Linked DNA regions of Homo sapiens: region 1 is linked to region 2. A link is a loop called in an ENCODE intact Hi-C map of the cell type or tissue named here. Cell type or tissue: ascending aorta. All regions are shown on one strand. Each heading gives the region's core, and the rest is flanking DNA. Links, peaks and the distances in the headings are about the cores only.

Evidence for each region. Peaks named below come from ENCODE experiments on the same cell type or tissue, not always from the same donor. Only the 100,000 strongest peaks of a DNase experiment are listed, where the experiment ranks them.
Region 1: it touches region 2 in a loop (9-fold over the local background); 6 of 110 quality-filtered maps call a loop at or near these places.

The regions. Positions count from the first base shown.
Region 1 is chr11:26,829,405-26,846,414 of GRCh38, reverse strand. LOC124902649 (a long non-coding RNA gene) reads right to left here. Exons shown (of 3, transcript XR_007062629.1): 2 at 1-58. Among named protein-coding and RNA genes, the nearest start is that of SLC5A12, 120 kb to the right of the region's middle. In ascending aorta, for the core only: no CTCF peak of the experiment used is centred there; no DNase peak of the experiment used is centred there; H3K27ac peaks cover 1,334 bases.
Region 2 is chr11:26,751,998-26,769,007 of GRCh38, reverse strand. No RefSeq gene overlaps it. Among named protein-coding and RNA genes, the nearest start is that of SLC5A12, 38 kb to the right of the region's middle. In ascending aorta, for the core only: no CTCF peak of the experiment used is centred there; no DNase peak of the experiment used is centred there; H3K27ac peaks cover 758 bases.

The DNA.
Region 1 (17,010 bases), core at 5,829-8,328, 78 kb before region 2:
ATAGCCCTTGAAGAATGTTAGGAATTTGATGGAAAGAAGATGACAGGGAAGGATACTCCTGGGAAAAGAAAAGAAAGTGAATAATGGGCAAAGGGAAGTTTAGGATTATAGAATCAACACATTTCACATTTCAACGGAAATGCAGGGTACATGATAGGGAAGATAAGAGATAAGAGTGGGAGGTTGAACTCAGTCTGCACACCTTATTATGATTGTTCACTTCACATCATACACAGCCTAGGGCTCTATACTTCCTGAGCTTGACATTACATACTGCCTCACACTTAAGTGTAAAATTAGCAAATGGGAAAATACCTGAGCTCATTAGATAATGACTAATCATGATCATTTTAAGCACAGTTGTCAGATTTGACAAATAAAAACATAGGACATTAGTTAAATTTGTATTTAGGACAAAAATATTTTCATAGTAGGAATAAGCCCCATGAGATATTTGGGACATATGTATATTAAATAAGTATGTATTGTTTATCTAAAATTAAAATTCAACTGGGCTCCCTGTATGTTATTGGGGCAACACTATTTTTTTAAGGGCAAGAAACGTATCTAAATAATTTCTCTCCTAGTAATAACTGTAATTCTCTGTACTTTAGGTAAAATTATAGAAATTTTCCCTTTCCTTGTCACATTTTTTTCTTTCAAGTTCTGCACCAAAAAATTATTCTCTGGCAATAATCGTTCTTTCAAGTTGCTTCAAATGGTAAAAAATAGAAATTCATTATGCAGAATCACAGTTGGTTCTGTGATGGGACCATCATATGATGGGACTGCAAGCAGAGACTACACATTTATCGACAGTTATTTCCTATGGTATCTACCCTTTTAACAGTTAATACTGATGACTAGTTATAGAGGTTCTTCAACCATGTAGCCCATCAACTAGATAAACTTGTTATTGATTCCAAACCATTTTTTTAAGGAAGGTTCTGTTTTGCTTTTAGACCAGACTGTACCTCTAATACTAGCCAGTTGTCTTGTAAATATATAGTGATAATAAAGCAATGTTAGTGTAGTAATAGCACCTTTATTGATCACTTCCTTTAGGGTAGCCATTTTTACAATTGTTTCATATGAATTATTTAATCTTAATAAACTTTGCTACACAGAGGTTAACTAACTTGCTCAAGTCTGAACAGCTAGTAAATGGTGATGCCAGAACCACTGGATTGAGGATTGGTGTTAACCATCATAGTAGTTGGCTGCATTAGTGAAAACCATCTTCCCATTGGGACAATGACTCAAAGCATTAACACCTCCATACTGAAGCACCATCCTGGAATGAGTCAAGTGGCACGGGCTCAAAATAATGCCTTTGCCATTTCTTAGCTGGTACTTTGGGTAGCCTGTTTAACTTCTCTGTACTTTAGTTTCCTTATCTGTGAAAGGAAATGATAACGTCTACTTTATAGGGTTATAGTATAAAATTAAGTGCATCTTATGCAATGAATAAATAAATAGTAATTGATATTGTTATTATGAATATTCATTCCATTCAAACTGGTTTACACAGAATTCTCTTGTCCTTATAGAAATGAGGTCCCAGTGTTCACATGTAGATAAGAAAACACAACAAACCTCTACTATTTCTCTACCTCCTGTTCATCCTATTGGTGTAATTAATATCTTAAATGTGTGCTTTGAACAAGTGATAGATGAAGAGCAACAGCCATCACTGAGAAATATAAAAATATAGAAAATTAAAAGCTAAGTACTTGTCAATGGTTTGTTAGTCCCCAACCATCATGATTTTTTTAAATTTTATTTTCTAATGGAAGGGTTATATCTGTCTTTTCTCATAATGACTTAGGTACTTGCTCCTACCAAACAAGCTAAAAAAAGAATGCCATTGAAAATAAAATACTGAAATGTTGACATCACACTCAAAATATTACTTAGCTTCTATTCTTTGCTCTTGGAACAAAGGCTGTATACACACTGGTCTTTTCACTTTTAGTTATGCTATTCTCCTTGTGTCTCCTCTTTCTACTTATCCACCCTTTAGCCTAGTTCCTGCTTCAAGTTTCACTCCATAGACCTAAGGATAAAGATGAAGACCATCTCTGAATGCCCAGTCTTTTCTGACCAATCCCTTTTCCATACTCAGGTAGACTTAGAGTCCATCCAATAATTTGAAAGTTGGCATCCTATTATTGTGTAAAATCCATAAAAATAAAGCTTATCAGAAGAAATAACATAAAATTGAGAATCTGAGTTTCTGTTGTTCCACTTCCTGAGAATTGAATGAGGTCTATCGTATTGATCTTCCTCACAACTAGTATTGATAGATTGGAGACATTTCATAAATGTTTGTTTGACTAATGATTATAATTTAGGTAACTAATGTATGACAGTGGCTGACACATAGTAGATGCCCAAAGATCTTAATTTATTTCCCATTTTTATTATAACCATATTATAACCATGCTTCTTACATGCCACACAAGTTCATGGATTCCTAATTAATTGTTGAGAGCTTGCCTCTGTATAGGCTTCCAATTAGAGTAGCTCTGCAATAAAAAAACTGAATATCTAAAATTCTACTTTTAACTGATTTAACAAGTTGTAGTCAGACAACTAGGTCTGTTAGATATTAAAAATCTGACATAATGAGTAGCATGTTGTTTTTTTTCAGGGATATTGTTTCTTAAGGGATGTGGCATACTGTGGCATTTTTTCAAAGATAACCATCTCAAACATTCTTCTTACAATATAATATCGATAGACCTCCATCATGAGGCAGGATTTTTACCCTCTCTCTCCACGCCTCCCCTCAAGCCTGGATGGACCTTCATAACTGTCTCAACTAATAGTGGATGCCAGAAGTGACACTATGTCTTCCTAGCCTGGCTGTGACCTTTCTGGGACATTTATCTTCAGAACTTTAAGTCAACATGTAAAAATTCAGCTACCCTGAAGCCCCCATACGGGGGAGAACATGTGAAGACACCCCATAGCGTTACAGATGCCCAAGGAGTCCCAGATAAGTCAGCCTACAGTCCTCTCAGATCAGACATCAGAACATGTGAGGGAGGAAGTCTTCAGTATGATCCTGGCCCTCGCCATTGTCTGACTGCAACCTCATCAGAGACCCCAAGTCAGAAGGCCCATATTGGCTTCTCTTAGATTCCTGACCCATAAAATTGTGAGAGATAGAAAACGATTATTATTGTTTCAAGCCACCAAGTTTTAGAATGATTGTTGCACTGCCATGGAAACAAGCAGGGCAATTGGGGGGAAAAAAGTTAGTCTAATTAGGTTTAAATTGCAAGACAGATGAGCCATGTGTTAGAACATTCCATCCTTGAATCTCAGTGATCACTGTGAGGGTAAGGCAGAGACTCTGCCCAGTCTGTGAGGTTTCCATTGATTCCTGGGGTTGTGGTAACTGAAGTGGTCTAAGACAACTTTGCTCTGAAAAACTCATGGCTCTGGAAGAATAAAATATACTTCTTCTTAATAGTTTTTCCAGTAATTAAAGTTTTATTTCCACATCCGTTTTAGTAAGTGTAAAAATACATTTCAAGTCACTCTTTCCTTCAAAGTGGGAAAAGAAGGTGGGGGTTGGGGGGAAGCAGAGCCCACATGTCTCCAAATAAAAGCAATTACAAGCCCTGCCTTCACCGAGGTCATACACCTATATTGTGGAAGGCATAGGATGGTGGAGGGAGATTTTCACATCTGGATTTCATCAACTCATATTGGTTATAACTTGCAGACTGCAATTTCTTTGCCAATTTTTTTGTCATTAATCCCTTGGTAGCATAAAAAGAAAAAAAAAAGGTTCTAGACTCTCCATAAACTGCAATTGGGCAATAGCTGTTGTGCACAATAGGCAGCCCAGACTTGCTAAATGTGAACAAAACTCCCCCCTCACTGCCACTAAGGTGAAACAAAATGTGAGGTCTACATAAGTGGAAAGAGGTAAATAGCATATTTTTACTTCTGTCCATGAGTGATGGGCATGAAAACAAAATGTGCAAATCCTACAGGGGCTGAGAGCAAGAAACCCATACAGTCCATCAGTGTAAAAGGTATTGAGTGCTCACTGAGCCCTTCTGGAATTGCTCCAGAGGAAATGGTTTCCTGAGGCCTTGTTCTGGCAGGGTAGAAACAGCATTGCTGATAGATGATTGTTAGGTTTATAAACAAGAGAAAGTATTTAAGAAGGCAAATGGAGGAACACTTTTTTTCTACATATTTTACCCTGCCAGTAAGTAGAATCAGAAAAAGAGAAATTATAATTCCCAAACGTAACTTGGGCTTTTCCATCAGGAGGTGGCATGGGCTCTTTTGAGTCCAAGGGCAGAGTGAAATGATGAATAAATGAAAACTGGAACTTACTTTCTGCCTCTTGGCTCCAGTGAATAAAGATCTTTGGTGTATGACTGATGCTTAAAAGCCTTTTAAGCACCCTAAACTATTTTCGGATTAGATGACCAAGTACTTTAGAATGTGTTAGTGCCTGATGCTACCAATTAGGTAATACAATATTTTCCTTTATCCTTACTTAATTTAGAGTCATGTTTAAGAGGATGGGTCCCAGGCTTATACTCAGATTCCCTACCCCCTGACTGCTTGAGCAGGGGTCTCCATTTCTCTGTGCCTCAATTTCCCCATATTTAAAACATAAGTAATATTTTGTGAGGATTAAGAGTGTTTTGTGAGGAACAAGTATAATCAAATATCTAAGTGCCTGGGACTTAGTTAGAGCTCGATAACTTTTAGTTGTTATCCGCATCTTCAACTATACCTGCCTGACTTATTATGAACCTACACACAATTTTCTATGTTGGTTTTAGTCTCTTTTTAAAATTTTTCTCCCTATTGAGTAGTGAGTTGACTATTACCCCTTGCAGTATATAATCCCACAAGTTGTAGGTAACAATTAACCCTCTCCTTTTCTCCTCCTAAGTCTTAGATGATTTGTCTGGAGTTTAAACAGATCTTTCACATTTGATCTTACTAACAGCATTTAAAAACTGGTTCTTTTAGCTATTTTGAAATAGACAATACACTGCTGTAATTAATTATAGTCACTGCTGTGCAGTAGAACACCAGAACTTATTCCTCCTATCTAACTGAAACTTTGTGCCTGTTGACCAATATCTCTCCTTCCTTGTTCACCCCAGCCTCAAAGCCTCTGGCATACCCTCTGCTTCTGTGAGTTTGATTTTTTTTTTTATTCCACATGTAAGTCAGATCATATGGTGTTTGTCCCCTTGAGCCTGGAAGTTTAAATGTTCTCCCCACAAATGGTACATATTTGAGGTGATGAATATGCTAATTAGCCTGATTTGCTCATTTCATAATGTCACATATATCAAAACATCACATTGTACCCCATAAATATATACAATGACTAGTTGTCGGTTAAAAATACAATTAAAACCCCGAATCTGAAAAAAAAAAAACAAATACAAACCTCTGGATATGATTGAAGAGATGACTATTAGACCACAAGCTCTGTGAGGCCAGGGACAATTTTTATTTTGTTTACTACTTTGAAATACATAGAATGCAGCAACATCAGTTTTTCTCTCCATTATTTTTGCTATTATTATTCCAGAATAGGCTGGCTCTCTATAGGAACTCTCAGTCAGGGTTCAGTCAGGAAACAGGTGGCTCTACTCAAAGTGGACACTTTGAGTAGAAATGAATAAAAGCACTATTTTGAAAGATGTGGGCGAGGTTTAGGGAGCATAGCAAAGTCTAGTGTCTTCCCTAAGGGCCAGTGACAGTGGGGGTGCTGGGACTGCCACTGAGCTAAAGAGACCAGGGCAGAGTAGAGTTACCAGGAGCCAGAAAGAGGGAAGCTGTACGGAGGAAGAGGCCTGAAGCGAGCTGTGTGGAAAACTGGCAGGTAACCATCCAGCGAAATGAATACCTTGCTACACTATGTTCCTGCCTCTGGTTTCTGGCTGGTGTCCCCCATTGGCAGAGTATAACTAGAAGCCAGAGGGCTAGGGAGCCTATGCTATAGTTGCTTGGGTTTAGGCTCCTAGAGCACAGAAGAGGGAGGAAGAAATGTGGAGCCTGGACCTGGAGAGCAAATGAAAGACTTCTAGCACAGGATTGAATATTCAGCCACTTCTATGCTGTGCTCTTTCATATTCTCTAGCCCTAATATTTCCCACTTAACCTTTAGATACTCAGTATTCTCACTCAGTCTGTCCTCCAAGGACTACCCAGTGATCTGGAATTTACAGCTTCATTAATTCAGTAAATACTCATGGAGCAAGAGCAAGCCAAGTGAGTGGTGGTGCTTGCCCTCATAACCTCTCACATACTTGGGGGAGAGACAGGCATGTCAACAAATTATGATCCACTGTAATAGGTACCAGGATAGAATTGGCACTAAGCACTGTAGGAAACAGAACTAATGACTTACTTTTCTCTTATGGTGAGAAGCATGGGAGGTCAAGACAGTTTTACAGATGAGGTAACAGTTAAAGTGAATCTTGAACAAGAAGGAAGTTCCATGGTTATTCCTCTCAGGGACTTTATTTTAAACTTATTTCTAACTATTTTCTTAAAAGTTCTCTCCCCTTTTGTACTAGTTTCTCAGTTGGTTTCAATGATCCTCATCTCCTGGTATTCATGCCCTTCGGTAACCCTCCCTAAGTGTAGGATGAACCTAGTGACTTGCTTCTAAGAAAGAGAATACTGTAAAAGTTATGGGATTTACATTCTGAGATTAAATGACTGGCTTCTGCCTTGCTCTTGTCTGTTTATTCTCTCCTCTCCCTCAGTTTCTCTGAGAGAAGCTAGCTACCATGTTGTAAGTAACTTGTCTCAACTCATTCCTGCTGCTATAACAAAATACCTTAGACTGAGTAATTTAAAAGTAATAGAAATTTATTTCTCACAGTTCTGGCCAGGTGCGCACCATCATGCTGGCTAATTTTTTTTTTCACCATGTTGCCCAGGCTGGTTTTGAACTCCTGTGCTCAAGTGATCCAGCTGTCTTGGCCTCCCAAAGTGAGGGGATTACAGGTGTGAATCACTGTGCCCAGCCTCTTTTATCTTTTGGGTTATATTTGTGCTTCCATTTAAAATACACTGTTGAATTATTAGCTATTTCTCCTTTTCATTGTTTTAGTGGTTACTAGAGGGTTTACAATGTACATCTTTAATTTACCAGTCTAATTTCAAATAATATGCCACTTCTCATATGGTGCAATTATTTTGCAGTAGAATAATTCCAATTCCTTTCTCACATCCTTTGTGTCATACATTGTACTATATATATATGCTATAATACATTATTACTATTTTGCTTTAGGCATTCAAATACAGTTTCAATTCTGAAACATACAGAGAATGTCTTTGATATCATATTTACCTTTATTTTTGCCGTTTCAGGCACATTTTATTCCTTTGTATAGATATACATTTCTGTCTTGTATCGTAATTCTTCTGACTAAAGAACTTTCTATAACATGTCTTGAAGCACAAGACTCCTGGCAATAAATCCTCTCATCTTTGGTATGTCTGAAAAATTACTTATTTTGCCTTATTTTTGAAGGATAGTTTTGCTGAATATTATATTTGGAGTTTTTAAGCTTCTTGTAGTTTAAATGTTACTTTATTGTCTTGTAGTTTGCATATGCTCGAGATGTCCTTTGTAAATCATATCTTTGTTGTTCTATATGTGCTGCATTTCTTTTCTGACTGCCTTCAAATTTTTTCTTTGTCTTTAGTTTTCAGTTGTTAAATTATGATGTATTTACGTGTGTGTGTATGTGTGCGTGTGTGTCTGTGTTATTTATTGTGTAAATAGATTTAAGCTTCTTGGATATATGGTTTGATGTCATTCATTATTTCTGAAAAATTCTCAGCCATTATCACAAAATATCTATTTGTCCAGTTTTCTCTTTTGTCTCTTTCTGGCACACCAATTACACTTACCTTAGAATATTAACATTAAGTGCTCTGGGTTTTGTTGTTGTTGTTGTTGTTGTTTGAATTCACTCTTTTTCCCAATGTTTTGGCTTGGACAATTTCTATTTATTCATTTTTACTCAAAATCAGTCCTTTCAGGTCCATCTGAGTTGTTGAGTATATCAATAGTTTATTCCTTTTTATGGCTAAATATTGACCCAGTTAGAGTTTAGTGATTTTTTTTCCCTTAGCTATCTTAAGTCTACTGATGAGCTCTATAAAGAATTTCTTCATCTATGATATAATGTCTTTTATTTCAACTTTTCCATTTGACTTTTCTTAAGTTTCATTCCCTCAACTAAAATTCCCCATCTGTTCATTCATGTTGTTAAGGTTTTCCACTAGATTCTTTAACATGTTAATCATAGCTACATTAAAGTTCTCATCTGATAGTGTCAATATCTCTGAGTCTGGATTCATTAATTTTTGTCTTTCAAAATTTTTTTGTGTATTTCAAAATTTTTTACTGAATTGTGGACCTCATGATAGAGACAGAGAGAATATTTTTACTGGGAAATGGCTACACTTCTACTTTTGGGCCAATAATATGATGGTTCAGTCATTCTAGAGAGGAGTTGATTTAGGTTTGGGTTTTATTATTGCTAAAGTTAACTTCTTGCACTACACACTTCACATTTCTCTGCCAAAAGGCTGACTTTGTGATTAGGGTAAACCTGTGAGTGTACCTCTTGTCCTCAATTATAAACAATTATATACCTCTTGTCCTCAATTATAAACAATTATTATCTGAGCATGATCAGAAATTATTTTGTTGAATTTCAGGTATAACCTAGGGTTATTGTATTCAAAATGTGGTCCTATAGGATGACTACACATCCCATTTTGCCTAGAACCATTCCAGGTTTAGCTAAAAACTCCATATCCTAGGAAAAACCCTCATAGTTCCCAGGCAAACTGGGTAGGTTGGCCACCCCATGACAAGAGACTAGCGTCATTGATATTATCTGGGAGACTGTTATCACATTGGTGCAAAAAGTAATTGTGCCATTAATGGCAAAACCAATTACTTTTTGCACCAACCTAAAAGTAATAAAGAATCTTGGCTCTACTTCAAACCTACTGAAGCAGAAACTGTATTTTAATAAGATGCACAGGTGATTCATAGGCACATGAAAGTTTGAGAGGAATTGCTATGGAAATAGGAGTCGAGAATCTACATACCTGAAATTTAGATTCCCAAGACATTTTGGATTTTGTTCTTAAATGTTTCTATTTTCCACTCTCTTTGCTCTACTACCAGTGTTACTCAACTTATGGGAAAATCTTCATTTGTCTCCCACCAGGACTTAGTTTATTATAATTATCCTGTGGAAGCACAATGTCAATTGCCCTCTAATGAGTATCAGCTGTTTTAGTTCCATTACTCTGTGTGTGTGTGTGTGTGTGTGTGTGTGTGTGTGTGTTCATGTACTTTCTAATTAAGTTCACTTTTTGAAGAAAAATTTTTAATTCAGATACACTCAGGTCTCTGGAGAGTGATTATGAGACTCGCTAAAATGCACAATAAGCAACTCACTATATTAAAAAATAGCTAATGAATAAAACTTTAGTAATTTTCTTCTATATTCTGATAATTTGGGGTTTGAAAACTATATCAATGAACTTCTCTGGAAAAATGGATGAAATTTTTCTCATCCATGTCTGGCTTCTTTGGGGATAGAAATGCCTTTAATTTCATTTTTGTGCAAATGATTATCTGATAATTTTATTTAAACAGTCATAAAACCAGTAGTCAAAGTTATAAAGTAGATCTTTTATATATAATGAAAGACCTTTGTAGATCCTCTGAGCTCTATATGTAATCTAACCATAAGGATTTCTTTCTTTCCCTTTTGGAAGGCAACTTCCATTCTATAGAGTAGTATAAAATGTAACTTTTATGTTTTGGTTGTGTCTTTTCTAAAACACATTTCTTTAGCATTGTAGGTTTTCACACTCTGCTTTCAAGCCCATGGAATACTCTCTTGAACCTCCAATGTTTAAGTTGGCATAAAAATCCTAGAAAAATTCCAGCAAGGCTCCCCATGGCCACCACCATCCAGAAACAAAGCCCAGATTCACTACTGGCCCATAATCTGAAGCCTTGACTGCTAACTGGAATGGCAGGGTTGACTTCAGATCAGGAATGAATGTATGGCTTTGTGGAGTAATTAGGTTTTCCTGGCCTTTGCTTCATGGCATATGTATTCCAGTTTAACTAAAGTATTAAACAACATAACTTCATCAGACAAAACACCCAAATTTACCTCCAAGGAAAATGATATTGTTAATAATACAAGATTTAAATTAAGACTCTGCTTTTTCTCCACCATTGAGAGTTGAAAGACTTAGGAAACAATCACAGGGATTCTATGAGCTTCAGTGTCCCTATCCATAAAATGAGTAATAATAGGCAATATCTTGCAGTGTTATTGTGAGAATTCATTGAATAAGTAATCAAAAACAGAATTCAATGCCTCAGCATGTTAGTTTCCCACTCTGAAGTGTCACCATGGTAGGTCTCCATGGTATTTGTAAAATGATACTGTTTGCTGTCCTGAAAATACAAATTTAAAAACGCTATAATTCTGTACGTATGGCTAGGCATATGTATTCAAATATGTTCATGTGTTTTCCACAACTATAATTTATTTGCATAATCTTTTCCTAGTCTACTGCCCAAAATTTTAAGTGTCTTTTGGGGAAAGGACATAAAACAGCACATGCTCTGACTTGTCGCAGGCCAATTCCTTATTTTTTAGATGGACAATATCAAAATAACATTGTTTTCATGGACTATATATGCATCCACATGAAAGCTTAAACCAGAGCCTTGCTAGTCTTGAGTACTGGCCTACATTCTTTTTATTTATAGCATATGGTGAGTTTCTCCTTGACACCATTTAAGATAGTACAAGTGTTCCAATTTTTACAAAGGTTTAAATATCTATTCTACCCTCTTGACATAAGAAACCATATGATGAAGGGATTTGGAGCCAGAATACCTGCCCTTTATTAATCCTAGGCAAGTCATTGAATCTTCCTCAGCTTTAGTTTTCACATATTTGAAGTAACAATAGTGATAAATTATTATTACAATAATAAATATATCAATGATTAAAATTGCCATGAACATTTATTGAGTGCTTACTATGCTTTAACCCTCTTATATTTGTAATCCATCATAATATGCAGCATGATGAAGTAAGTACTTGCATTCACTCCACTTCATAGATGATAAAACTGAGGCTCAGAGAGGATAAGTGGTGTGGCCATGATTAGCCAAATCATAGGCCCCAGAACTGGGGTTCATAGTTTATGCTTCTATGTACTGCTCTCTACTACCCTCCACAAAGTGAGCACAATAGCTTATATTTGCTTCTCAGGGATGTTTTTGGAGGTAATTTGTTCATGCAGAAAGATAGTGGTTTCTAAACTATAAACTTATATAAATGTTGGTTATTATTAGTATTTTCACAGGACTCTGGCCTTTGAAGTCAAAATAAAATCTACTCTAGTATCAGGGAAATTTTAAGGAGGAAAAAGTTTTGCAAATCTACAATTTCAGGATCTTAAACCATTGAATATTTCAGACATGTTAGTTTCCTTGCCACAGGCCATTTCCAAAGCTATTTTTCATTATAGACTGAGCTCATTTCCTCTAGTAGGATCAAATTGCTAGGTACATATTTCTATCTTGCTTTCATTTTACATAGGGATGATTATATTAGTTTCCTAGGGCTGCTGCAACAAATTAGAGTAAACTTGTTGGCTTAAAATAACAGAATTCTTTCTTATAAAACTAAACATACTCTTAACATATGATCTAGTATTTGCACTCCTTGGTGTTTACTCAAATGAATTTAACACATTTGTCCACACAAAAACCTTTACATAGATGTTTGTAGCAGCTTTATTCATGATTACTAAAACTTGGAAGCAACCATGATGTCCTTTTGTAAGTTAATGGGTAAATAAATTGTTGCATATCCAGACCACGGAATATTATTCGATGAACAAAATGAGCTTTCAAGCCATGATAAAACATGGAGGAAACTCAAATGCGTATTACCAGGTGAAAGAAGCCAATCTAGAAAGGCTGTATATTTGTGATATTTGTGATGGTTAACTTTGTGTTAACTTGACTAGGCCATGAGGAGCCCAGATATTTGGTCGTACACTATTCTGAGTATTTCTGTAAATGTGTTTCTGGATATGATTAACATTTAAATTGATAGACTGAGTAAAGCAGATTGCCCTCCATTAAAGTGGATGGAATGGGACTAATTTAATCAGTTGAAGTTCTGAATAGAAAACAAAGGCTGACCCTCTGCAAAATAGAATAGAATCTTCCTGCCTGACAGCCTTCAAACTGAAACGCAATAATTTTCCTGTCTTTGGACTAAAAACAGAAACATTGTTTATTGTTTTCTCCTGGGTCTCCAGCTTGCCAATTTACCCTGCAGATCTTGGGACTTGCCAGCCTTCATAATTGCATAAGCCAATTCCTTATAATAAACTTCTCTCTCTCTCTCTCTCTCTTTCCCTCCCTCTCTCTCTGTGTGTACACACACACACACACACACACACACACACACACACACACACAATTGATTCTATTTCCCTGGAGAACCCTCCCTAATAAAAACGTGTGTGATTTTAACCTTATGATATTCTGGCAAAGGCAAAATTGAGACGGTAAAATGATCAGTGATTGCCAGGGCTTAGTGGGATAGAGGGTTAAATAAGCAGATCACAGATAATTTTTAAGGCAGTGAAACAATTCTGTCCAATATTCTAATAGTGGATGCATGTTATCATGCATTTGTCAAGACCAGTAGAATGTACACCACTAAGAATGAACCCTAAGGCAAAGCGTGGACTTTGAGTGATGTATCAATGTAGGTTCATCCATTGTAACAAATAAGGCACCACTATGGTGTGGGATGTTGATAGTGGGGAAGGTTGTTATTTGGGAATGATGGGTATAGGGGAATTCTCTGTACTTTCCATTCAATTTTGCTATGAACCTGAAATTGCTCTAAAAAATAAAGTCTATTAAAAACAAACAAGACAAAGTCTATTAAAAACAAAAACATTAAAAACAAACAAACAAAAACATAAATTTATTCTCCCACAGTTCTGGAGGCCAGAAGTCTGAAATCCAGTTTGTCAGCAGGGCTGCATTTCACCTGGTGTCTCTAGGGAATAATTCTTTGCATCTTCTAGCCTCTGTAGCTGTGGGCTGTGGGCATTCCTTGAAGTGTGGCTGCATCACTCCAATCTCAATCACTCCTATGATCATATTGTCCTCTCTCTTTTCCTCTCTTTGCTTCTTTGTTTTTTTTTTTTTTTGTTTTTTTTTTGAGACGGAGTCTCGCACTGTCACTGGGGCTGGAGTGCAGTGATGCAATCTTGGCTCACTGCAACATCCACCTCCCAGGTTCATGCGATTCTCCTGCCTCAACCTCCCAAGTAGCTGGGATTATAGGCACCCACCACCAAGTCCGGCTAGTGTTTTTTATTTTTAGTAGAGACAGGGTTTCACTATGTTGGCGAGGCTGGTCTCAAACTCCTGACCTCAAGTGATCTGCCTGCCTCAGCCTCCCAAAGTGCTCTTTGTTTCTTATAAAGATACTTGTTATTGGATTTAGGGCTCATCTGGGCAAACTGGGATGCTATCTTCATCTGAAGTTGCTTAAGATACTTTTTCTGCATAAGGTAAGATTCACAAGTTTCAGAGCTGAGGGCATGGACATATATTTTTGAAGGTTATCATTCTGACAACTACAATGGTCAGTTACCCAACCCTGGTCAAAAGACCTAAGAGAAAGTCTACTCAATGACGTGTAGAAAAGACTTTCTCCTTTATTTCTCCTCTATTTATGTGTGTTTTCTCTATGCATAAGAAGAAACTAACTTTTCTTTCTAACTTTCTACACAGTTTAAGAGGACAAGAGGGCTGGAATAGCAGCAACCATCTTGGGTCCAAGTGGTGAAAAGCCTAAAGACTTGGTTGAGCTACTGAAACAAACCTGAATTTTATTCCATCTGAGGTTATGAATGTTCTGATAGTTTAAATTGTTGATCATTATGATTATTTTTGTTACTTGTAGTTCAAAGTATACTAACTACCAAAATGGGAAAATATAACTATCACATAAGGAAAAGGAGACCTTATGTAACTTATGTGGTAATTAAAATATAACAGATTTAGAATTCGGGAAAATAAACAACCTTCTTAATGCTCAAGTAGGCTGAAGAGAGGGTAGCTCGGCGGTTATTCCAAGAACACAGACAGAAAGAGCCTTATTTATCCTTAGGAATAGGAGTCAAGAGAAACAGCCTAGCTTGAGGGTAAGAAAAGGTGGAACCAACTGCTAGACTGTCAATTCTGTGAAGTCAATCAGAACTATATAAAGCTTTACATAACACATACGTGGAGGGTGACACCTAGAGTGGGCATCAAAGCTTCAAGGTCAAAGTCTCAGGAAAAGCTTTGGGCATCATCTGTGGTGAAAGTTAGAAAGCATCCTGGTGAGTGAAAACTTGACGGTCTATCACAGCTTAGCTCTTGAACAGAAGTTCAAATTCTAGGTACTTCAGGAGACAAAACAATGAATTAAATGTTATAACTATCTTACGCTCAAGACAGTTACCATTTCTTGAAGAGAAAATACATATATACAAATGGTAATAAAGTAGGAAAGTTCCTAAGAGCTGTGGATGTAAGAATTTAGGTCTGGGTAAGAGAAGGAAGTGAGAATTCTGATATGGAAGGAGAAAACTGTGCGAAGACCTAAAAGCAATTTGGGTTATCATCAATTTGTCTAGTTAGAGGCTCTACTCTGAGTTATTACTCTGGTACCCTAGCCACTAAAATCACAAACTCCTTGAACTTTTTCTAGATTCAAAGTCTGGGCTTCTGTGTTACTGAATTATGCTACATCCTACATCCTTAAAATGGACACAGCAGATATAGCTGCACTTGATATAACTTTTCATATTTGTTTCACAAAATATAAGCTAGTATTGAATGTAACTAGCCCATAACAACAAGCAACAACAATAATTCTTCATAAGACAACTTACTCCTTCATCAATCACTAACATTCACAAAGGTTTTCTAATGTATTGTCTTTTTGTATCCTTTCAGAAATCCAGGGAGTAGAATACTTCAATTTTAAAATTAAAAAAGAAAGCATATAACATGGCCAGATTATAAATATACACATGAATTATATCAAGCCTAAAGTATCTACTTGTCTTGCTTCTAAACCTCACAGATCTCATGGGTAAACTTTGAGAACATACTGGTTTTGTAGTAAAGACATGTAATCATCAAAGGAAAAGCTCAGATTTTTATATGTGGCCACATGTGAAAACTATTGTAAAGTGGACAGATCCTGAAATAGTATTGAGTAACTGGAGCTGGATTTGACACAAATCTTATGTAATAAAATGCCAGTCTACTTCTGCTCATACTCCAACCACCACTGGCTCCCTTGGCAGTAATCAAAGCAATAATGACCCAGACAAGTCCTTTTATGCACAGCTTGACAGGCAGCCAGGGGGAGTTTCTGAAAATTATGAAATATAACCCTCCATTATGAAGATCATGGAGTCATCCCCTCAATGTGGCTAAGTAGCTTTAATTTTGATTGCTGTCAGATTTTACAGCTCTCAACACTTGCAGCTCCTTGGCTGACTTAAGATAGGTGTCTTGCAAAATTCTTTTTTATTTTCCACATCTATTGAACAGAACTTCATTTCACTGGAGCCATGAAATATCTTCCATTCTGCAACCAGTGGGTCTTTGACTTAAGCAGATGAGTTAGTTCACTGATCTGACAGCCAGGTTGTCTTTTTTTTTTCTGCCCCACTGTTAAATCTCTGTCTCCCAAAGGTATCTGTCTATCTTTACTACTACACACATCTCAAATATTTTTTCTGCCCTATTTCAGAATCCTGACACATTCTCAGAGTCTCAGTCTTAGTGTCATGAAAACCATGCCATTTAAAGGAAGTCCCCATGCCATATCTAACAACCCTTATCACTACCCGTCCAATCACCAAAAATATATCCTTGTAGTTTTCTTTGTACCTGAAGAACAGTCCCTGACCAGTTTCAACTTTCAAGTTTCAGGCAGCCTCTATTTTAGAAAGATATTATAATACTTAACCAAGTCTATTGCCTTTCCTTAATAATTGCTGGCATCTACTAAGAATTTACCATGTGGTATCCACATCTCCTTTAATCTTCACAATTACCTTATGCAGCAAGGACCTCAATTATCCATTTTTTCCAGCTGAAAAAGTCCTGCTTAAAGGACAGATCACTTAAACAGCATTACATAGCGTGTAAGTGATGGAGATGGGGTCAAATTCAAACTTGCCTGTGCTCTTAACTTCTGTGTCTCCTTACACTATTGAGGTATTTACTAGAGCTACATTTAAACCATAACTCTGCCAACCTGTGCTCTAACAGCGATTACTCCGGAAAAGTTCCTACCTAGCCCACCTTTATAAGAAGTAGAGAACATTTTCTGATAGGGACTGTTGAGCTACAAATCTGTAAAGTCGAGTTGGGAAAGGTAACCAGCTACAGTTAAGCAGTTTAACTTTAGACTCTGTCAATGTCATAATTTTACATGTTTCCAAAAGAATACGACCAGAAGTACAACATGTAGGCAGTTTGGGTTAGGTTGAAGACAGTCCCTTTAGTCTGCAAGACTCTGCATAACTGCAGAGGAAAATGTGAGTTTGAAGTTCTGGATGTGAGGCCAAAATTAGAGAGATAAAGCAAAGATAAAGTCCATGAAAAGAGGCAACATGTGGATAATAAAAGTGGACTCTGCAGAGGACACAGACTTCTGTGTCCCCATATGCAAGCAATATGAGGATCTAAGATGATCCTTGGGCCTCAACAGGACAGCTGAGTAATATAATCAAGATGGGGAGACCCTACACAGCTATCTTCATGACAGTAAAACATAGTCCAGCCCTTTTGTTCTAATAAAATGGCTGCATCTTTCGGGTGCACTGATA
Region 2 (17,010 bases), core at 6,497-8,996:
ATTTTTATTTTCTTTATAACCAATGACGTATGATGGAGGAGGCAATGTGTGAGTCACAAGACTAGGTCATAAAGGCATTGCAACTTCCTCTGGCTCTCTTGCATCTGCTCTGGGAGAAGCTACTGCCATTCCATGAGGATGCTCAAGTAGTCCTGTGGAGAGGCCTTTGTGGAAGGTAGCTACAACTTCCCACCAATACCAACACTAACTTGCAAGCCCCTGAATGAGTCACCTTGAAAATAGATTCTCCAGCCTCAGTCAAGTCTTTAGGTAACTTCAGCCCTGGCCAATAGATGACTGCAACTTCATGAGATACCTTAGGGCCAGGTCTCACTAATGCAGGCCTACATAACAACTGTTCAGTACTGACTGAGTGGTTAAATTAAATATTAAAAGCTGAAAGAGCCAGTGTCCTTATACAAAGGCTGGAATGTACAAAAGCCCACCAAGAGTTTTGCCTAGGCCTTTCCTGGGCCTTAAATCATCACAAAGTATTGAAGGAATACTTAACAGGACCCATTTAGGATTAAACAAGTTTTATTGGGGGGCTGAAGGAACTCCCCAAACCTCTGTGATTTAGCAGGACACAGGATAAGGATAGTCACCTCAGCACCTGGACCCATTTAGATTAAGTAAATTTGCTGAGGCTCCAGAGGAAGATCTTCAAGACTCAGACCTTAGTTATGGATTAAAAGAAGTTAATCACTTATGTCTTTAGGTGAATGCATGCTTACATGTAGACATAGAGCTTAGAAGGTATATAAGCTCTGGAGAACTTTGCAATTTTGAATTGGCCTGGCCATAATTTCCAGGCCTTTTTCCTGTAACTGGTTACAGAAATAAAAACTCCCTTTTCTCCCAGTTCATTTGCATCTTGTTATTCAGCCACAAGAATAGCAACCTGACCCTGAGTTTGGTCCAGGAACAAGACTACTTAGTCAAGCCACTCTTTAAATTCCTGACTCACAGAATATATTATAATTAACAAATATTTATTATTGATTTAAGTCACTAGGCTTTTAGTTTGTTTGTAATGCACAAATAGATAACTAGTACAATAACTAAAAATAACTCTCTGTAATTTTTTTTTTTTTTTTTGAGACGGAGTCTTGCTCTGTCGCCCAGGCTGGAGGGCAGTGGCGCAATCTCGGCTCACTGCAAGCTCTGCCTCCCAGGTTCACGCCATTCTCCTGCCTCAGCCTCCCCAGCAGCTGGAACTACAGGTGCCCGCCACCACGCTGGGCTAATTTTTTTGTATTTTTAGTAGAGACGGGGTTTCACCCTGTTAGCGAAGATGGTCTCGATCTTCTGACCTTGTGATCTGCCAGCCTCGGCCTCCCAAAGTGTTGGGATTACAGGCGTGAGCCACTGCACCGAGCCTTGTAATTTCATTATTGACACTTTGAGTCAAATGTACTTTCTTTTCCACATTGTGTTACCAGAAAGGAGTCCTGATCCAGAACCCAAAAGAGGGTTCTTGGAACTCACATAAAAAAGATTTTGGACTAAGTCCAAAGAGTAAAGTAAAAGCAAGTTTATTAACAAAGTAAGGGGATAAAGAATGGCTACTCCATAGGCAGAGCAGCAGCATGGGCTGCTCAACTGCTTATAGATCACTACTTCTTGATTATATGCTAAACAAGGGGTGGATTATTCATGAGTTTTCCAGGAAAGGGTGAGCAATTCCTGGAACTGAGTGTTCCTCCCCCTTTCAGAGCATATAAGGTAATATCCTGATGCTGCCATAGCATCTGTAAACTGTCATGACACTGGTGGGAGTGCTTTTTAGCATGCTAGTGCATTATAATAAGTATGTAATGAGCAGTCAGGCTTACCACAAGTCACTTTCATTGCCGTTTTGGTTTTGGTGGGTTTTGGCCTGCTTCTTTACCGCATCTTTTTAGCAGCAAGGTCTTTGTGACCTGCACCTTTTGCTGACCTCCTGTCCCGTCCTGTGACTTAGAATGCCTAACCTCCTGGGTGTGCAGCCCAGTAGGTCTCAGCCTTATTTTACCCTGCCCCATTCAAGATGGAGTTGCTCTGCTTCAAACACCTCTAACATATTTCCTCCCTCCCTTTTATAAGGGAACCCTTAATCTTAAGGATTGTAGAGAGATGAAGATCCATCTTCTGTAACTTCTTCAGGCTGAATAGGGGTGATAATATTCCTGCCTAACTTTTAGGGCCTCTTGTATTTGGGGTAGAGAGGAGCTCAGTCAGAAAGCATCAGTCTGGTAATGGCCATTTGTAACTCTGAGTTCTAACAAAAGGTGGTATCTGAAAGGTTAATAAGTGTTCAATTTAAGAAAACATTCATTAAGCTTATACTGCGTTCCTACACGAAGAGTATAACAGCAATATATTCCATAACAGTAAAGCAAAATAAGTAAAACTATCCCAAGTAAACTAAATAAGGTTTTCCATGAACTGGGCAGTTGTTGGAACCAAGCTGACACGGGGTTGCTAGCCAATTCCAGTACGTGCCTAGAATTAGAATAATGACCCCAATTTTTACATTACCCAACCCTCTTGTATCTTTTGAACAGAGATCACTGGTTGGTTCACCAGAATAAGCAGGGTTACTCAAAATTGCAGGAAAAAGACTAAAAAAAAACAACTGATGAAACTGGAATCTAATAACAGGTGTACCACAGTTCTTGAAACGTATTTTTTCTCTTTCCAGTCTTCCATTTTTACTGAAGACAAATCATGCTAAGAATGATTTACTTTATTATAGTTGGCCTGATTATTTATAAAATGTGCAGCAAGAATAATTATTTTTCACATAGGTTTTTTAAATTGGCTTTGAGGGAACTCTGTTCCAGAGAAGGAATCTCAGATAATGATTTTTTTTTTGAAGCTGAGCCCAGCCATGTGTTTTTACCCTCAAATATCTATGAGTTGGGTAAATTTCTCGCCTGTTGAGGTTGCAAGATAACTTGGGGCTCCTGGGCCTGTCTGAAAGTGACATTTTTTTTACTTACACAGGTTAGGAACCCTGCACAAGGACTGTGCAGACAATGTATGAGGCCAGTTTTCCCAAAAAGGTTTTATTGGCTCTATAAGTCAAATTTGATTCCTTACAGGAAAGCACATCATTGATTTAAGCACTTATTATTTTTAAGCCAATTAATTGGAGCACTTCATATATAAACATCACACACACAACATATATAAATACACAGACAGACAGAAGATCCGGTAGTTGTAAGGTTTTTTCATTTGCCATTTTATAAGTTTCTCTTTAAAGCATGCAATTTCTACCACTTAATTAGCAGGCACTACTGGAAGGCAAAACAAATCCCCAAAAGCTAAGGGTCCCATTTTTACACCAAATCTTAGATCCCAAAAAGAAAAACAGTATGGAATAAGAAAGTGCAATGATTTTACTGTGCATTTTATTGCAAAGCAATCCAAAGCCAATCAGCCCATTCTGTGATTATGCCATGCCCCATGGGAGTCTCATCTCTCAGTGCGGTGGCGGGTGCTAGGGTTTGCGACATCTTCATAGTTTTCCAGATGGCCAAGAGCATGCTTCTCTGATCCAAACATGAAAAGAGCTGAGTATCCCCCCATAACTGCCAGTAGCTATTCCCAAAACTGTATTTTCTACCTAATTATTGCACACCAAAACTCTCTTACAATGCAAAGTAATTTCTAATACCCCCCAAAGTCAAAACCATCAGATATTGCAATGCAAAACAGAACAGTCTTAGATTTTTAGATGGATCTATCCAGTTTCACTTCCTAGGGTTTCATGAGGAAAATAGAGGTTTTCTCCAAAATGGGTGTGTGGTATCTCCTCTGTTTTTCCCAAAGAGTCCCAGACTGTTGGGGCTTGAATATCCAGTTTTAACCCGAATTTACCCATGTTAAAGTCAATATTTCTGGCTTTTGAACTTTACTAAAGGTAACCTCTCAGGTGCTCAGAGAAAGGAAAATTCCAGACAGTTGGTGGAGGGAAAGAATCAACAAATAGTAAAGGTCATGCAGATATCAAATCAGGAAAGACTCATTCTCTAAGCCAGGAATTGAATTCTGAACCCAGGCCACAAAGTCTTAGCCACTAAACGATGGCGCAGGGCAGTTTCCATTGCTCTTCCCAGAAGGTTCCTAGAGCAGCCAATTTTGACCTTGCAAATGCTTTTAAATACTCAGGGTAATGTTAGAGATAACTGTGATGGGAACTCCAAAATTCTTGTCTGCTGGGTGGTGAAAATCAAGATAAAGTACCACCCTGTGGTTACAAGGTTAAGTTCCCAAGGACATAAAGGGAGGGAAATTTCATCCAGGTTTTTTTTTTTTTCAGGGGCCTGCAGCAAAGTTTGTAACTGACCACTTTGCCAGGTTGGCTGGAACAGCGGGGTTATGGGGTCCTAGGCCCACATTCTATGCTAAGGTACCCCTCTCTATTGCAGAACAACACCAAAAGACAAATTCATAACCACAGTCAAAAGTCTCTCAATTTGCAAGTTGCCACCCACCTGGCTGCGTGGGGGTACAAAATTAACATTTTCCATTCCAGCCAGAGCAAAATACATGTGAGAAAACCTTGACAATTAGCCGCTCTGCTTAGCACCCAACATAGAACTGGCAGGGCTCAAACTTGCCTCCGGTTGGGCACTGTCGTCTTCAGTCCACTCAAAGTGAAATAAAGGAGTTTCAACATGTGGTCTCTGGGAAAGATGGTTGCCCTGGGTAACAGAAAATATAGGAAAGGGAAAGGAGAGAAAGGGAGAAAAACATTGCCTGCAACAGGGTGGGGAAACAAAGAGCTCAGGGACGTCTGGGAAAGACCCACCCATTGCGGTGATACTGATTCAAAAGTTCAGGTGGCTGCTTGTTGATAGTGAATGGATGATTTTCCCACAGTCCCATCAGCTCTTGTGGCCCACTTTGGGAAGGAAAAATCTCCCCGTGTCCTATGATCCTGTACATGCCTAACCCTGCCATCCACAGACATCAGCAAAGACTGCAAGGCAGATTAGTCCAGAGAGACTAATCTTAGCTTAAAGAGTCCCTTAGCTGTGAAGGACTTTACTGAGAGAGGCCTGGAACCCTCCTAACTCTTAGGAAGGACTCTAACCTTCCTAAATTGGGCCTTGAACCGAAGTTCAGTCAAGCATCCTTGCCTTTTATTAAGAGGAGCCTTCAACTCTCTTTATCTGGTAAAAATTGGACCAAACAGGCATTTTAAATTTTTAGAGATCCATTAAGGAGGGTAGAAAACAAATACCATCAATTGAAGAGTGTGTGTAAAAAACATTTATTCTTTTAAATTACACATGAACTGTTTGTCCACATAAGGTCACAAAAAAGTCTTTAAAATTATAAGAAAGGAAAAGATATTCTTTACAGATAGAAATATATTTATCAGTGATTTGATGACAATATTATGCATATTCACTATGTCTGTACATACAAAGAAACAGAATCAGTTAGGGAATAAGTTATTTGACAGAGGTCATATAAAAATATCTAGATAGTATAGTGCAATAGGTAACATATAAATATATATTATATATACATATAAAAAAGAAAAATGTTCTTTATACACATTGAGGTTCAAGTGTGTATCATTTAGGTTTTCTTGGATTACAGGCTACAGAATATAACCCTGGTTGTTCTTAATAAAAAATAATAATAATTTATTGGAAAGATGACTGTTTCCACAATGTATGAGAAACTTGGAGAACCTGCCTCAAAAGGGAAGTAAACAAGTCCAGTCTAATAATCTAGATAACAAGAGAGTCTGACACTTTTAAAGGTCTGAAAGACACAGTTACCATCTATTCTCTCAGAGGGCTGCTACCTGTGAGGTTTCATCTGTATAGCAAGACCACCTTTGTTAGCCAAGCCTTCTCTCCCTCCCATAACCTGTTTTGCCATGATCCAAGTTCCTATTGCTTTTGTACCTTCAAGATGGTATAAAAGCATCACCCATTTTGCTTTTTTTTGAGTTTTTATATTTTATGTGACTCCTGTGCACTCATGTGCACATAATAAAATATGTATGCCTTTTTTCCTGTTACTCTGTCTGTTATCAATTTGTTTTATAAATTAAAATTATCAAACCTTCAGAGGGAAAATTTAAATTTCCCTACACCTTGATTCATTTCAAGGTGTAATTTTCCAAATAAAATTTAAGTTACTGTTGTTACCAATAAGAGGGAGAATATATGCTTGGCACTATAAGATAGCAAATATTATCCACCAAAAGCCAGTGGTGCAATCATAAAATAGCAAATATATAGAGTACATGTGAGAAGAAGATTCAAGATTTTAGATACCATTAGGTACCAAAATGAGAAGAGTTTTTATATATATATATAACATTTATATATAAAAAACATTTATATAGAGATTATATGTATATACATATAGGTACACACACACAACACGCAAACACTAATTGTATTAATCAGACCACATTAGGAAAATTGGCCTTCATACTTTGAGATTAGCATAGATAATTCCAGTATGTTTATAAACACACCTGCACTCTTACACACACCCACCCCCCACATACACACTTCTAACTGATATGGCTCACTTCACCAGCTTACAGCATAAGTAAGTTCATAAAATATACTATTTAAATAAATTACTCAAGCCCTCATTTGTCTAACTTGGCTGGATGTCTCATTTGTTTTGCTTTCTACTTTCTAGTTTCTGAAAACCCTGCGAGCTTACTCGGCTCAAAGGGCCCAGTTACATCTGGTTTCCAAACATGAGGCAAAGAGAAACCTAAGAGCTAGAATGAGATCTTGGCTAGTTTTAGTATGCTATCACTTCCGTCATTTCTAATTAAGTCACTAATAAAAACTGACGTTTAAAGTTATGGTACATGCTTGTCACTACTGTGGTTACACTCTTGCTGTTCCAGATCTTTCCAGAAGCTAACGTGCTGCTCCCAACCCCGCTCAATACCCACATGTAAGTGAAGGGAGTATGACCAGGACCGAGCAGATATTAAACAATATTTTTTTTTCTTCCTGGGTACATATTACATCTATGTTTCCTAGCTTCATTTGGAGTTAGTTTGAGAGTCTATAAGCAGATTCTGACCAATGCAAATGAGAGGAAGTAATGAATGCCAATTTCAGGCCTGACTATAATACCCTGACTGATTGCCTGTGTTATTCCTTTCCTTTCCATGACAGATGTGGAGGTTATACATTAAAGATGATGATATCACAAGATGGAAGGAGCCTGAATCCCTGAGTGATAAATTGGAGGAGAGTTGCACAGGGGAGCTCCCTAGGAAAGCTATCCATCAGGCTGGGAGTGATACATAAGCCTTTATCCTGTTAAGCCACAGAGGTTTGAGGTAATTGTTACTACATCATAATCTATGACTAAAACAGAAAGCCCCTTTGAGGATTACAACTCTCCAAGAATATATTCACACCCTTAGTCATTAATTCCAAGGCATAATCTTTTTAGTAGACCAGCTTAGTTAGTCATGAGCTATGTAAAAGTCAGTTCTCTTCTCCAGCCATTTAAGAGTCGACGCCAATAATCCAGATGTCTGTTAGTCTCTTAGCTAGTTCTACTTTGCAGCCTTCGGCATGCTTTCCAGTTGTCACACCTCAGCTGGGAACGTCTCAACCCATTAAAGGGAGTCTAATAAAATTACACCTCAAAAAGCTAGTATTTGATGTTTCTATTTCTTTCTTCCCAGGGGGCTCATTGATTGCTATGCAAATTTACCTAAGACATCCCCAGAGATGAACTCTATATATCAAGGAGTTTCGTGGGGGCTGCCTAGGTTAGTAATTGAGAAACTATTAAATCCTTCCTCTAGAATAGGGGTGAGCAGACTTTAGTCTTTGGTAAATTCTGGTCAGTGCCCTGCTTCTTTACAGCCTGTAAGCTAAGAATGGTATTACCATTTTTTAAAAGTTTATAAGTTTGTAAATCAACAAGAAGAAAATGGAGGAGGAGGAGGAAGAGCAGCAGCAACAAAGACCTCGTGTGGCCCCCAAAGACTTAAACCTTTACTTCCTGGCTTTACGGTAAAAATTTGCTGGCCTCTCTTTAGAGCAGTGGGTGACAGCAAACCTTAAATTGGCATAATTATAAGGACTCAGTTAAGTGATACTTCCTAGAAAAAGAAAATTTACTCCAAGGTGATTTTTGGTGCCCATTCTTAGAAATAGACATACATGGAATTACTTTTTAAGCTTACCCTCACTTAAGTATCTTGCTAAAATTTAGCAGTGTCTGTATGAATGTGAATAATTTTGGAAAGTTATATGCCAAAATATCAAAAGCATCCCTTTTTGCATATAAATTATTCATGTCATTTAAAATATATATTTTTTGCCATCTGTGGTTTTCTAATTTTTCACTCGTAAATATATATTACTTGTATTATTTTTCAAAATATTCTCAAAAAAGAACTGTGTATAGTTGTGGGTGAAATGAGAAACAGGAACTTTAACACATGAAATGTATGTAGAGGTTAAGTCTTAAGAACAATAATTTAATGAACCAGGGGAATTTCTCCTGGAGATAAGAAAATTCAAAGGAGCTGTGATCACATCTCTGAAATATCAGAAACAGCCGTCAGGGAAAAAGTAATTTAACTTATTCTATGTGATAAGAAGGAGTAGGAATAGAACAAATTGGGCAGTTCGTAGGGAGACCAATTTCTGTTTATTATAAGAAAGCTCTTTCCAAAAGTCAGAGCAGGCCAATATATGTGATTGTCATGAAAGGTATTGAGAAGTACACTGGATAAATATTTGACAGGGAAGTTGTAAAAGAGATTTGATCATACACAACAGGACTAGAGAGGGGTCTTTGAATCTATTTCTAATCCTGTGTACAAGCACACAACCCTGATTCTCTGAAAATATTGCTGATCTCAATAACACATCCTGTATCTACTCAGGTCACATGCAGTCTGCACATCGACCTAATGCCCAGTCATTACTCATCTTTTTCTAGTCACTAATATATAACATTTCTGGAACCAAATTCATAGGGGAAGAATTAAACAATCTGATTGTATTCTATCTTTGCACTGACAAGAAATCTTCAGTAGAAACCTGGTACCTGACATGCCTCAGGTCCTACCCAGATAGCAGGAAGAAAGAGAGGGCAGGCAGACAGTAAAGGAGTAGGAAAGAAATTAGAGGAAGGGCACAGGTGGGGTTGTGATACAACCAGGGCTCTTTTCCCAGAACTAAGACAAAATTACCAGGTGACTATATTTTCCCTCCAGGAAAATCAACCCTGTCTTGCTTCTTTCCATTGTTTCTGGGCTTTGTGTGGATTTTTTTTTTTTTTGTCTTTCTGATTTTTTTATTATTTTAAAAATATTTTTATTGTCATGGTTATTTAAAAGTGATCTAAAGAAAAGAGTAATGTGTCCAGATGGCAATGTTAAAGCAACCTGGAGAAATTAGCAAGCAAGTTGTGTGATCAAAGACAGCTGCTTTTTTTGGTATAATTAAACACTTTTAGGGGGAAAAAAACTACATACAAGAGCAGAGCTAAAGGTGCAGCCATTGGCCTTCTACCTAAAAGTCAGAAGCCAGAACAGCATGTAATCAGCCTCACAGACCAGGGACACAAGAAACCACTGCAGCAAATCTTAAGATTGTTTTTTTTTTCCTTGCCCCAAAAGCTGCTTAAGATTAAATTATAGGATGTTGATGATACTTATATGTCCTTGGAAGTCACTTCCCATCTCTGTGCCTCATTTTCATTTGGAATAAGATTAGAACTACTGTTCCTAACCCAAAGTCCCCGGGATCATTAAGGATTTAGGAATATACGATAATAACAAGAATTATTAAATTGTTTTTAATTATCTCTAAAAGCTTAATGGAAAACATAAGCCATAAAAGTAATCAAACTATTGAGTGTCTGCTTTTGTTTAAAATTTATCAATGCATTTAGATCATATTGGTTTATAAAGGTGATGAATAGTGCTAACTGGCTACTAATCATTTAACTTATACTTTATAAGTCTATTTATTTATTGAACTTTATAGGACTTGCTGGGATATAAATGGTGAACAATGTTGGTAACCAAACATGGTCACCCTGGTCATGACCTGTGTGAAGCTCTCTATTAAGTGAAAAAATAAATGAAGAGTCTGGGCTGATAAAAAGATAGAGAACTCCAGAGTAGGTAATTTCTAATTGTCCCTCAAGTCCTTATGTTCTTCAGTTTTAGGTTTTTAATTTCTGACGCCTAAATTTTCCATGATCATATTTCATATTGTTCATTCAAAATTAGCTTCTTGGGATAAACTTGGTAAATCTAAATCCACTCTCCTGCAAAGGAGAAAATGGGTGACATTTATCATTACAGAAGCAGTAAAATTGACAACCAGCCTTCTTTGACTATATCATAGGTACCATTTAAAGGATAAAACAGCTTTTGAAAATGTAAACACCAATCCTTTACTTTGCCAAGGTTTTCCCTCTTTAGGAGGGCCAGGGCTGATGTTCTTAAGCACACAACTATTTCCTTATGAGTGTTTCCATAAAGCTCTTTTTAAAATAGAAACATTTACTTTGGATCTTCCTTGTGAGCAATGACAAGAATGGAGTTGACAACTACACAGAGAATCTCAGTGCCCACCTTTTCAAACTCTAGATGTTTAAGTGGCCAAAGTGTAGTCTCTTTCTTTCTGTAATGTACTATTTCAAGTCTTTCACATCTGCCATTGGTGTTATTTTAATAATTGGTTTTTTTGGCTTTCAATCTTACCATCTGACTATAGCAGTAAGATAACTCATTCTAAGGCATAGTTCTAAAAATACTTCCACTTAAAATCCTTCAAGGGCTTTTCACGGAATACAGAAAGAAATGAAATCTTCTTAGCCTGGGATTCAGGGCACTGTATGTTCTGGTCTGGGAATTATTTTTAGACTTTCTCCCCATTACAATCTCCTCTGTCTTTAATTCTAGCAATAATTCTGTACTTATTTTCCTCCATTGTGTCATGTACTTTTCATGCCTCCAAGCCTTTGTTCATGGTGTTCCCACCAGCAAGATTTTTCTTTATTTTCATTTTGAATTTTTTTTTCATTAAACCTTTGGGGACCAGCTGAAATATTTCTTCAAGAAACATAAGATCCTCTCAGCTCTTCTGCCTCTGTACTTCATTGGTACTTTGAACATATTATATTTGACATTACATTGCATTATATAGACTTGCCTGTTACATTTATGAATGGCTAGAGATCAAGAAATAAGTTTTTAATCTTTAATTTCTCCCAGGACTTAACAGAATCTCCAAAATAACTTAGTTGCCCCCCAAAGTAGTCAACTGACAAATTATTTTCTGAAAATTATCCTAGAGAAATAAAGTACCTACATACAAAGAGATGTCCTCCTGTTACTTAAGAACTAAAAAGTAAGACTTGTTTAATTTTTTAATGTTTGAGATAAGCCTCCACAATCTTCATTAAAAGCTTCCCTCAGCTACTTTGGTGTTACCAAGTTACCAAATGTCATGACCAGTACTCTGGTTGCTTTATTGTATTTTATGCTACCAGATTAAGAGCCTGCTCTCTGATGGCTGCTACTCGAAAATCACCCTTACAGCAGATACTTTTCAAGGGTCCTGAACACAAAGATTCTTCCTGATTTCTGAAAAGAACATGTTACCAATCAAGAAAAAACAAATTTTATTTACTTCAAAGTAGGGAATATCCTCTGCAGGAATGAAGGATGAGGAACCTGAGGTTTTGAGTAGATCTGACCAGAGCTGCTCAGAGGTATCAGGCACAGAAGAGGATCCTGAGGCAAAGGTAGAGTGGCCAGTTACTAAGACACAGGAAAGAAAACAAGCCAGAAGATTAAAGAAAGAGTAGAGCTCAATAGGTACGCAGACTTGGTGTCAAAGGTAGAATAACATGGAATCAACCGGAGTGTCCATCAACAGATGAATGGATTTCAATAATGTGGCATATATATACAATGGAATACTATTCACCCCTAAACAAGAAGGAAATCCTATCATCTGCAACAACATGAATAAACCTGGCAGACATTATGTTAAGTGAAATAAGCCAGGCACAAAAAGACAAATGCCACACCATCTCACTCATATATGGAATCTAAAAAAAGTCAAACTCATGGAAGCAGAGAGTAGAATGGTGGTTATCAGAGGCTGAGGCTGTGGGGTTGAGGAGAGGTTGGTCAAATTATACAACATTTCAGGTAGAGAGAAGAATGTGTTCAAAAGATCTGTTGTACATTATTGTGACTATAGTTCATAATAATCTATTGTGTACTTGAAAGTTGCTGAGATTTTAAATGTTCTCATCACAAAAAATAGTAAGTGTGTAAGGTAATGTATATGCTAATTACCTCGATTTAACCATTCTACAATGTATATGTATATCAAAACATCATGTTGTATATCATAAATATATAGAATTTTTATTTGTCAACTTAAAAAAGGCAGGGTAAAGATTTCACTTCATAAGAGATTATTGTTTTTCCATTGTTATTAAAAATATATGAATTTCTATTCCAGAATTTAGCATAAAGTATAAGTGAGCAGAGATGTTTCTAAACAAGGGAAAACTCAATATTTAGCTAACTTACACAGCCTTACTATGATAAAATATATGATTTTATTAAGCTCTAAGAAATATTCATAATGGCTTGTAGAAATTTTGCAAGCTCCCTGGAGCCAAGATTTAATATTTGAGGGCATCATTACAGTGGATCTATCCCAATTCAATCACATTTATTTTTGGAACACCTTTATTTCAGGAAGAATATTTCCTCTAGCTTTACTTTCTCATCCTACTGCTTTACTCTCAGCAAAGAGGGTCTTCACTGTAAAATTCAGAGAATTTAAAAATCCCTCTGAAGCCACTCATTTTAATTGTTCAAGTCTGCCAATCTACCCTCTTCCTTCATGAAACCTAAGGCTGCCATCTGCAACTATTTGAAGAGAAAGAGGTCTAGATCCAAGCCTTACAAAGAATTTTCTTCAAGGGAGGCTTAAAATGCGTCCTGTGACATGAGAGTCGCATGACACCAGCTGAGAATAAGGCCTTTTGAGGCTGCTGGAGAAAGCGATCAATGGAGTGAGACCAGAGAGGCTGTTCTTGTCAGCCACGATTTACACACTTTGAGGAATCATCCCCCTTCCCTCTGTTCATGAGTGATTTGTGCTCAGTGAGCTGACATTTTCTCTTTTTATTCATTTATTTTTATTAAAAATCAATACATGCCCTACTATAAAAATTCTAAGTAAAAAATATTGCATAGAAAGCAAAATTATTCTTTTACCATGCCCTTATGTCCCCAATTTTATAGTCAGTCCCAAGTCACTATGTATCCTTGCACATATTATTGTCTACATGTGCTAAAAAGAGTAAGCTCATGCATTTTTATTATCTATATAATATTTCATCACCTTAAACATCTATATAATATTTCATCACCTTAAATATGATATAATTGTATTTCATGGACATCATTTCATATAAATCATCACGTCCAGGCAGTGTGTTCTTTTCACAAGCTTATGAAGTGAACTAGAAATAGGAAAATGTTTTTGTCTTTTTTTTTCCTGGAGATTTGATCCTCTGCTTAATTCCAAATAATCAGTTTGCATTCCTCTGTTCTGTAGCTGCAACTAGAGAACAATTTTAATATTAATATTTGCTGTTTACATTTCTTTACCGTGCCCTTCAGTGAAAATTTACCATCCTTTCAGATAAAGAACAACTGTAGAGCGGTTGTCAGCCGCTCAGTATTTCAAAGTAGAAAGATAAAGGTTGATCATCAGAAACCTGTAACACAAATCAAAAGCAAGTCTTTGCTGGATGGTTTACTGCAGATCATTTCTGTTTTCTTCTTTTCCTCTATCTTTACCCCTTTCTATCTTTCATGTGTCCTTTACTTCTCCTCTGTTTTGACCTCAACTTTCCTGGGTGGTTCTCCGTTGCCTGTCTGCATTTCTCTTCTTTGCTCATGTTTTTCATTTCTATCCTGTCTTACTCTCCTGCTTAACTAATGATTTTATAAAATTATAGTCTTTTTAAAAACATTTTTATGGTAAAGGCCCAGTTGAACATACTGTGACATAATTACAGAGCACCATATAACCATTAAAATTTATAGCATGGAAATATATTTTTAATATAGAAAAATGTATATGATACATTGTCAATTTTTAAAATCTGCAAAACAGTATATATAGCAAAATCCTGTTTTGGAGATAATTCTGTTTATAGAGACATGGGATTTTTAGATAACAGTTTATGGAGTTTATATTTGGGTGGTGATGACGTTATATTATTTTCATTATTTCTTTTCACTTTTTATGTTTAAATTTTTTCTTATTTAGTATACGTGTAAAATAAAATGTTTTTTAAAAAGTAACTTAAACACATTTGCTGCGTTTATTGAATGAAGTCATTTTGTCTTTTCTAAAATTTCATTAAGAAAAATTATGAAGTTAAAAGTGCATAACAAAGGAAAAAATTAAAATTAGGATTTTAAGTAAATAAAAGATAAAGTGATTTTTCAACCACTTAAAAGCCTAAGAAACAAGTACGAGACAATTTTTCTTGCAGGGGTAATCAGGGACTTTGAGTTGAGGCGGCTGCCACCACCAGAAAGAGACATATTCTGCTTATTTTCCAGGTTCATACTGTCCCGCTTGGCCTGAGGTCTACCAGTCCCAACACAGTCAGTCCAGATGCAATTTAGGGGCAGAGCCCTATAAACACATTTGTGATTTCAGCATCTTTCTGAATACAAAACAAAATAAATAAAATAAAAAACAAACTTAAAAAAGAAAATCCATTTCTTTTTACCTGTCTGTGGCCTTTGACTGAATTCCTACTTCTAATCCTTTCCTCTACTCTGAAGTCCTGGGCCCTAAAAATAAACAAAATCCAGCAGGTCTAGGGGTAACCACAGGAGTTAAACATGAAGAGGCTGCCATCTGGTGGTCTCTTAGACCGTGCTTTCATTGTCAGTTTTATTATGCAACACAGCTGGGTCATATTAGACTTGTTTCAAACTGTAGTCCATAGATTATACATACAAATCCTATTCATGCATTCGAGAAGAATTGGGTTCTTATACGGTCATTTTTTATGACTTTTTATGAAGAAAGGGTCATTTGAATTAGGGTGTGTGGCCCATTTCTGGCAGCTTTGCCATTAACATGACTCTGAATGACTTACTGTCTTCAGTCTTTGGAGACTCTTAGAAATTCACAGTGCATCTTACTGTGTGTGTTTGCTGCACACTGACGACGTTTTCCAGACCCCGGTAGAGGCAGCCACACAGAAGGTCTCTGTGTATTAAGCCAACAGAGACTATATTATAAAGATGTCTTAGAATTTCATCATGTGCAAAAAATTGTGTCTGGAGGCTTTATTCAAACACACACAATATTCATCTATTCATTTGCTTTTCCAATATTTGAGGAAAAGGCATGGTGGGCTTCAAATTGCCTTGTGTCATTTTATCTGATGGCAGATGGCTCCTTGGTCAAATAATCAATATCAAAATTACTAAAACATTGAAATTACTGGAAAAAAACATCAAATCTCTTCCAACATAGGCTCCTCAGACATACTATATGACCAACTGTCAACCAGTTCCTGAAGGCTGCAGTTTTTGGAAACAAAAAATTCAAAGAAGTGAGTTTCTCTAACTTTCAATGCATCTGTAGCTGACTCCTCCTCTCCTCCTTCAAATTCAATTCTGAGAATTTGTGTTCTTATTGACTTATCATACTCAGACATCATACTAAGTTCTCCCTCTAAATATCCCCTGATATCTTGCCTCTTCAGTCATCTTTCTTTTATTTTGATTATTTTCTTCAGCAACTTCCTCCTAGTATACAAAGTACTAAAAACTCCATTATCCCTAAAATACAACAAAAGCAAAAAATATGACAAAACTAGTTTTGCTTCGTCCGATATTTTTCTTAAGCCACCATTCCTCCCAGTTTTTCTTCTTTCCCTTAGAAGCCTCTCAAGGGTCTAATTTACATTTCTGCCTTTCTGTGACTTTGAGGATGTGACTTAGACATGGAACTCAATTGGATACGTAAATTAAGATGTCCTCAATAGTGACACAGTATCTTAAGTAATCAGAATAAAAAGGCCATCCAGAAAATAAATATAGTTTGACAACAAAAGAGGGCCAGGGGCTAGAGGTTAAGAAACGCCTACCTGTAAGAGGCAGACAAAGAAAGCAGTGTCAGCATAGCAGCCCAGGTGGAACTTTGGAACATAGCCCTGTAAATACACTTGTGTTTTTGGCATCTTACTAAGGACAAAAGAAAAGAAAAGAAATAAAAATAAAATAGAAAGTAGTTGATGAAGAGGGGCTGAATGATGAAAGAACAAAGTGGATACAGCCAAGTACCAACAACGGTAGTAGAAGCACCAGTGTAAGTAGCAACAATAATAAATGCATTGATGGTTCTGTATATTGATCACACATTTTATACTAACCCTCTTTTAGGTGTTTGTACTCTTTTTCATTTAATTCTCACAGCAATCATCAAGATAAGTGTGATTTTTTTTTTTTTTGGTAGAGTTGAGGAGTCTGAAGCTCAGAGCACTTGTATTATTACTTTTAATGGCAAAAACCGCAATTAACTTTGAACTAGCCCAATATTTCCCAGTTTTACCAAACTAAGATGACAAAAGCTAGACTAGAATTCAGTCCCCTTTTCAACATTTCACACATCCCAAAAGATACAATATGTACACATACACACATATATATGTGTGTGTGGGTGTTATATGTGTGTGTGTGTGTGTATATGTATATAATATATATAATTGCAATATAATAAAATAAGCATAAATAAAATACATACTATGTAAATAAAGTAAATATATGTATAATGTTACATGTGTATAAATACATACGTAAATATAAACTATCTCCTTTTCCTTTGTCCCTCTCTTGACAAATGCCAAAGAAGACTCAGGCTAAAGCTTTATTCTCTCTTCCTGTCTCATTTTCTGTTGATTCCATTTTATTTC